Linked DNA regions of Homo sapiens: region 2 is linked to region 1. Evidence: chromatin loops called from intact Hi-C (ENCODE). Cell type or tissue: heart right ventricle. All regions are shown on one strand. Region 1 overlaps BAIAP2L1 (BAR/IMD domain containing adaptor protein 2 like 1). Region 2 overlaps BAIAP2L1 (BAR/IMD domain containing adaptor protein 2 like 1).

Evidence for each region. Hi-C counts contacts between places; a loop is a spot of excess contacts. Peaks named below come from ENCODE experiments on the same cell type or tissue, not always from the same donor. Only the 100,000 strongest peaks of a DNase experiment are listed, where the experiment ranks them.
Region 2: it touches region 1 in a loop (2.6-fold over the local background); 5 of 110 quality-filtered maps call a loop at or near these places.

What each region holds. Positions count from the first base shown.
Region 1 is chr7:98,327,790-98,331,789 of GRCh38, forward strand. All of the region lies in intron 3 of BAIAP2L1 (BAR/IMD domain containing adaptor protein 2 like 1), which reads right to left. Among named protein-coding and RNA genes, the nearest start is that of BRI3, 48 kb to the left of the region's middle. In heart right ventricle, no CTCF peak of the experiment used is centred here; a DNase peak (open chromatin) is centred at 1,822; H3K4me3 peaks cover 1,003 bases; H3K27ac peaks cover 2,123 bases.
Region 2 is chr7:98,392,573-98,396,572 of GRCh38, forward strand. All of the region lies in intron 1 of BAIAP2L1 (BAR/IMD domain containing adaptor protein 2 like 1), which reads right to left. Among named protein-coding and RNA genes, the nearest start is that of BAIAP2L1, 6.5 kb to the right of the region's middle. In heart right ventricle, no CTCF peak of the experiment used is centred here; no DNase peak of the experiment used is centred here.

The sequences.
Region 1 (4,000 bases):
ATTTCTTTTTAGAGAGGAATAAATTGATTTCATCCACCTCCGGCGGTTAATCCAGTGTGGTTGAGGGAGGTAAGGGGGAAATGGAGAAGTGTGTTAACAGGATAAATATTATTAACGCTTTGCTTAACAGTAAAATCTCTGGCAACCTCAATTTTAGAAAATGAGAGACATGGCTGAAGACTTGGAGGTGAAAAGCCAAAAAGAGCTGCAAGCAGAAACCCGAACATTGTTTTTTTTTTTGGAGAATGGGTTCCCTTTTAGACACAGCACAAATACACCTTCATTTTATATATAAGTCTAGAATGGATTGCTCAAAAGACATTGATTTTTTTCATACTAAAAAGTCAGAAGCGACTGCTGACCTCTGAGTAATAGAATACAAGATCTTTAGGAAGAAGAGCTCATGAGGAAGATGGGAAGGCTGGCTGAGGAGGCCGGAGAAGGGCCAGGCACCACGAAAGGGAAAAGACTGGACGCAGCTTCAGAAGGCAGAAGGTTCTGGATCAGCCTCTATAGAGAACTCAAGGACACGAAGACGGGGCAAAGGTCACAGCATCCGCAGGAAGATGCAATGACATCAGACAGGCCTCTTAGTACCTGTGCATCCCCGGGAAGTTCCCTAACCTCTTTCTGCAGTATCTCTTGGAGCTGTGGTATTCTCATCTGTGTAGAGTGCCTGCTCCACAGGCTTCGGTGGGTACTGTGCTTTCCAGTGTTCTGGAGAGAAACACTGGCTGCTGAGGTGCCCCAGTCCAGACACGTGGAGCAGATGGGTTCAATAATGCACTGGCTTATACCTGGAGTCCCAGCTACTTGGGAGGCTGAGGTGGGAAGACTGCTTGAGCCCAGAAGTTGGAGACCAGCCTGGCAACATAGCAAGATCCCATCTCAAAAAAAAAAAAAAAAAAAAATTCATGATACACACCAACAAAAATGTGCCCACACACTCCTCAACAGGCCATTTTCTAGGCGAGTACTTGTTTTCTGGAAATAAAATCCACACATGTGATTGTTCAGCCTGTAGTCACCATTTTTTGGTGCACTTTACACATATCCATCTATACACTCAGCTCGACACTTCTGTCATAGCCTTTCTTTCCCCAGTCCCGGAGTCCTCAAAGGAAAAACTGTCAATCTCCTGTTATCTAAGGGAACATACCTGTAGAGTATACTTTATTTTCCTCTATCTTTTAAAACCTTAAACAGAATACTGAGAACCTCAGTCTGAAGTGCTGACATTTCTCCTATAGTTTAAGTTGCATCCATCAGGATTGATCCATCAGAGAACACACACATCTGGTCACCGTTGATGCAAAAACAATCGCAAAGGCACTTCCGGTTTCCACTCCAGCACGTCTAAGAGCTTAGAGGTCGTCACTCCCTTATAATAAGAAAAAGCTAAACAAATGGAAACAAGCTAAAATAAGAAACAGTAATTCTGAGACGCATGACAGGACTAAGCTCACAGGGTGAAGATGTACCCTGAAAACCAGACGGACAGGCTGACGCAGAGACTCACAGTTCACAGGGAGCAGAGACCAATGCTGGGGCCATTCCTGGCAGAAACTCTTACACCGCAGTGGAAGAACTGCTGGGGGCTTGGCATGGAGGAGTCTGAGAGTTGCAAACTTCAGGGGGTCAGTCTTTGCGGGCGGTCCCCACACTTTCATGAGTTTTACGTCTAGGAGTCCCACCACATTCTCAAGGGGAGGTTGGATAAGCTTCCCCTGAGGCTTCTGGTAGAGGGGGTGGGAGGTAAACATTCTGAAATATGCCCAGAGCTTTGTTCTGTTCCAGTTATGTTCTCTGTACGGAAGGCCGGGCCTCAAGGGAATCTGCTGTAATAAAGCCTTATCTGACCAGGGAAAGGGCGACTTGCTAACTCCAGCCCCCTCCAGTCTTCCTGTCTCAAGTAAAGGGATTTAAAAAAAAAAAGACTCAGAAACTCTTCCAAAAGGCATCCCAGGAACTCTGGCCTATCACCCCACACCCATCCAAACACAGGGATTTAAACATAAGAGGAAGATTCTTCCCCTCCCCAGTACTTGGCCACCAAGTTATCCATCAACAGGGCTCCGGGATAATATCTGTGGATTACAGCACAGAGCCGTAAGTAAGACACAGGCTTCATTTAGAAGAATTTTCTTGGGAAAACCAAAGACAACAGCAGCGAGAAAAAACAAGGACATCAGAGGAAAACCAAAGCCTCTGACTCCGTTACAAATACAGCTTCCTCTATCGTTAAATCCATGCTAACTCCTAGCCAGATAAACATAAATCCTCACACTAAAGGCTCATCTACCTCAGTTCCTATTATCTGACACGTCATGTTCAGCTTCTAAAAGCAGCAAACATTACAGGCATGCTAAGAAAAAAAACCAGATTCAGATGTGGTAGAGAATCTGGAATTATCAGACAGAGAACTAACCACCACCATGACTAATATGCTGAGGGTTCTACTGGGAAAAAGTGGGCAACGTGCAAGAAGAGATGGGTAATGGAAGCAGAGAGATGATGTGTTAGTCCGTTTTGTGTTGCTTATAAAGAACACCCGAGACTGGGTAATTCATTAATAAAGGAGGTTTAGGCCAGGCGTGGTGGCTCACACCTGTAATGCCAGCACTTTGGGAGACCGAGGCGGGCGGATCATCTGAGGTCAGGAGTTCTAGACCAGCTGGACCAACATGATGAAACCCTGTCTCTACTAAAAACACAAAATTAGCCGGGCGTGGTGGCGCACGCCTGTAATCCCAGCTACTCGGGAGGCTGAGGCAAAAGAATCGCTTGAACCCTGTAGGCGGAGGTTGCAGTGAGCCGAGATCACACCATTGCATTCCAGCCTGGGTGACAGAGCAAAACTGTTTCAAAAAAATAATAATAAAAATAAAAAATAAAGGAGGTTTATTTGGCTCTGGGTTCTGCGTGGTACCAGCATCTGCTTGGCTTCTGGCGAGCCCTCAGGAAACTTCTACTCATAGCAGAAGGCAACGTGGGCACAGGCATGTCACATGGTGTGAGAGGGAGCAAGGGAGTGGGAGGGGTGCCCTCTCTGTTAAGCAAGCAGATCTTATGTGGACTAATAGAGTGAGAACTCACTTATTACTGCAAGGAGGGCACCAAGCCTTTCACGAGGAATCTGCCCCCATGACACAAATACCTCCCACTAGGCCCCCACCTCCAATAGTGGGGGTCACATTTCAACATAAAATTGGGAGGGGGCTGATATCCAAACTATATCAAATAGAAACTCAAAGATTCAAAAAGAAATACTAGAAATCAAAAACACTGAAATGAAGAAACAAAGAATGCCTTTGATAAGTTCACCAGCAGACTGGACACGACCAAGGGAAGAATGAATGAGCTTGAAGATACGTCAACATAAACTTCCGAAACTGAAATGCAAGGAGAATAAAGAACAAAAAATGAAACAGAATATCCAAGAACTGCGGGAAAATTACAAAAGGTATAAATAGCCACAATGGAAATACCAGGAGAAAAAGAGAGAAGGGAACAAAAACAATAAAAACTGATGTAATAATATGAGAATCTTCCAAAGTTACTGGCAGACACCAAACCACAGACCCAAAAAGCTCAGAGAACACAGGACAGGATAAATACTAGAAAATCTGCACCTTGGTATACATATTCAAACTGTAGACTAGCAAAAAGAAAAATCTTTTTTTTTTTTTTTTTTTGGAGACAGACTTTCACTCTTGTCGTCCAGGCTGGAGTGCAATGGCGTGATCTCGGCTCACCGTGACCTCCGCCTCCCGAGTTCAAGCGATTCTCCTGCCTCAGCCTCCCGAGTAGCTGGGATTACAGGCATGCACCACCACACCCAGCTAATTTCGTATTTTTAGTAGAGATGGGGTTTCACCATGTTGGCCAGACTGTGTTTCGAAATCCTGACCTCAGGTGATCCACCTGCCTCAGCTTCCCAAAGTGCTGGGATTACAGGTGTGAGTCACCATGCCTAGCCAAGAAAAATCTTAAAAGCCAG
Region 2 (4,000 bases), 65 kb after region 1:
CCATGCCCATGGCTGAGCTGTAATAGCAAAGTACTGGCAATGATCTATGTCCAACCACAGGGGCTGATCAATAAATTATGATGAAAAATGGAGTCCTGTGCAGTCATCAAAATGATAGAGCACAGAAAACTGACATGGGGATATGTACGGAAAAGTATCAGAAAAAGCGACAGCAATAGTTAGTGTTATCTCTGGTTTGCAGGATTCTGGGCACACTTATTTACACTTCTTGTTCTTTTTGAGACAGATTCTTGCTGCCACCCAGGCTGGAGTACAGTGGTGCAGTCTCAGCTCACTGCAACCTCCGCCTCCCAGGTTCAGGCAATTCTCCTGCCTCAGCATCCCGAGTAGCTGGAATTACAGGCACCCGCCACCACGCCCAGCTGATTTTTATTTATATATATAGATATATATATGTAATTTTTGTAATTTTTGTGTATATATATACATACACACATATATATACATATATACGTGTACATATATGTACACATATATGTATACACACACATATATACATATATACGTGTACATATATGTACACATATATGTATATATACACACATATGTGTACATATATATGTACACATATATGTATATATATACATATATGTGTGTGTTTATATATATATGTAATTTTTGTATTTTTGGTAGAGATGGGGTTTCGCCATGTTGGCTAGGCTGGTCTCAAACTCCTGACCTCAGGTGATCCATCCTCCTCGGCCTCCCACAGTGCTGGGATTACAGGTGTGAGCCACTGCACCCGGCCATGAAAGGGTTTTATTACATAAGGGATGTTGAAAGCACAGATGAACCCTATTTAAACTGGAGCTCGGAGTGGGGTGCAAAGTTATGGTTAACTGCATTTTCTTGTTAATTAAATATTAATGAAAATACCTTCCTTTTCTTTTTATGTAACTTTTCTATTTATTTATTTTTTTTTGAGACGGAGTCTCCCTCTGTCGCCCAGGCTGGAGTGCAGTGGCATGATCTCAGCTCACTGCAAGCTCCGCCTCCTGGGTTCACGCCATTCTCCCGCCTCAGCCTCCCGAGTAGCTGGGACTACAGCCTCCCGCCACCGCGCCTGGATAATTTTTTGTATTTTTAGTAGAGACGGGGTTTCACTGTGGTCTTGATCTCCTGACTTCGCAATCCGCCCGCCTCGGCCTCCCAAAGTGCTGGGATTACAGACGTGAGCCACCGCGCCTGGTTTATGTAACTTTTCTTGAAAATGTACCTACTTTGGACCAGGCGCAGTGAGGGGCTCATGCCTGTAATCCCAGCACTTTGGGAGGCCGAGGCGGGCGGATCACCTGAAGTCGGGAGTTCGAGACCAGCCTGAACAACATGGTGAAACCCCATCTCTACTAAAAATATAAAAATTAGGCCAGGCGCGGTGGCTCACGCCTGTAATCCCAGCACTTTGGGAGGCCAAGGTAGGCAGGCAGATCATGAGGTCAGGAGATGGAGACCATCCTGGCTAACACGGTGAAAACCCATCTCTACTAAAAATACAAAAAATTAGCCGGGCGTGGTGGCAGGCGCCTGTAGTCCCAGCTACTCGGGAGGCTGAGACAGGAGAATGGCATGAACCCAGGAGGCGGAGCTTGCAGTGAGCAGAGATCTCGCCACTGCACTCCAGCCTGGGCGACAGGGAGACTCCGTCTCAAAAACAAACAAACAAACAAAAAAACCCACACATAAAACAAACAAAAAATCCCTTTCATGCATGCAGTTATGATAGTTTTAGAGTCTAATGAACTTCAGTTTATGTCTTCCTCTAGTGACTACCACAACTGTATGGCCTCTCAGACCAGAATTTCCTAGGTCTTGGTTTGTCTTCTGACATGAAGGATTTCCCACAGGGCTCCCTGCCAAGGTTACATACACCCTACAGAGAAACGGCAGATCATCAGCAGGCCTGGAACAAACGATTTTGTTTGTGTTTACTTTAAAATTTTTTTGCACATACCCACAGGAATGGCAAAAATTAAAAGGATGGGAAATAGCAGCAGCTGGCAAGGATGAAGAGCAACTGGAACTCTCATACTCTGCTGGTGGAATGGCAACTGGTGCGTCACTGTGGAAAATCAATCAGCAGTTTCTCCTAAAGCAAAATATTTGAATGTCTAATACTCAGCCAGTCTGCTCCTGTGTCTCTATCCAAGAGAAATGAGGGCCTATGGCCATCAGACGTGAGCCAGAACATTCATAAAGCACGACTCATAATATCTTGGAATAGTCTGAACATAATCCCAGCTGGGCACAGTGGCTCACGCCTGCAATCCCAGCACTTTGGGAAGCCGAGGCAGGCGGATCACCTGAGGTCGGGAGTTCGAGACCAGCCTGGCCAACATGGTGAAACCCTGTCTCCACTAAAAATACAAAAATTAGCCAGCGTGGTGGCAGGTACCTGTAACCCCAGCTACTCGGGAGGCTGAGACAGGAGAATCGCTTGAACCCGGGAGGCAAGGGTTGTAATGAGCCGAGATCACACCACTGCACTTGAGCCTGGGTGACAGAGCAAGACTCCGTCTCAAAAAAACAAAACAAAACAAAACCAAAGAAAGAAAGAAAATAATCCCAGCCAGGTGTGGTGGCTCATGCCTGTAAGCCCAGAACTTTGGGAGGCCGAGGTGGGTGGATCACGAGGTCAGGAGTTCGAGACCAGCCTGACCAACATGGTGAAACCCGATCTCTACTAAAAAATACAAAAATTAGCTGGGCATGGTGGCATAAGCCTGTAATCCCAACTACTCAGGAGTCTGAGGGAGGAGAATCGCTTGAACCTGGGAGGTGGAGGTTGCAGTGAGCCAAGACTGAGCCACTGCACCCCAGCCTGGGCGACAGAGCAAGACTGTCTCAAAAAAAAAAAAAAAAAGTTAGGAGAGGGGCTACCCTTGGAGGGGTGCAGCGACTGGGAGGTGGCACGAGGGGGACTTCAGGGAGTGGCCATGGTTTGCTCCTTGATCTGGGTGGTGGTTACACAGGTGTGTTCAGTTTGTGACAATTTAGTGAGCTATGTATACTTAAGCACAACTTTATGTATATTGCTATTCAATAAAAAGTTTTAAAAACAAATTTTAAAATATATTTGCATGTGTCAGCAGATAAGTTAAACTAAATTTTATGCAGCTTTTATAACTTATTTTTAAGCTGGAATATTGAGTTGGAATTATTACAGCTTTGAATACAGGCCTGTAATCCCAGCACTTTGGGAAGCCGAGGCAGGCAGATTACTTGAGCTCAGGAGTGCGTGACCAGCCTGGGCAACACAGTGAGACACCATCTCTACCAAAAATAAAAAATTAGCCGGGCATGGCGGTGCATGTGGTCCCAGCTACATGCCTGTAGCTTTTGATTTACATTTGTGACACTATTTCAGTTTTGGGTATTAATTCTTGTCTTGCACAGACCTCCAAGGGAAACCTAATGTGCATGGAATTAAAACAAATTGGATTTTTATTTTCTTCAACATTCCACACAGTTTTTAGTCAAAAAATAATCATTTTTTCTTGAGATGGGGTCTCACTCTGTTGCCCAGGCCAGAGTACAGTGGCACCATTTCAGTACTGCAACCTCTGCCTCCTGGCCTCAAGTGATCCTCCCACCTCAGCCTACTGAGGAGCTGGGACCCCAGGCACGTACCACCACACCCGGCTAATTTTTGTATCTTTGTAGAGGTAGGGTCTCACTACATTACCCAGGCTGGCCTCGAACTCCTGGGCTCAAGCAATCCACCTATCTTGACCCCCCAAAGTGCTGGGATTACAGGCATGAGCCACCGCTCCTAGCCTCATTTTATTAAGAGAGTTTGTTCAAAACATGCCAATGATGATGAATTAACAGAATGACAGAAAATTCCAGTGACACCTTAGATCGCCACATTATGAAAATGTATTCGGTTTGTGCATCTTTGGTCACTGGAAACTAAATTACCATACAAACAAAGGCATGGTAAGTGGGATGTGGCAGCCGGTCACTAAGAGACTCTAGGACT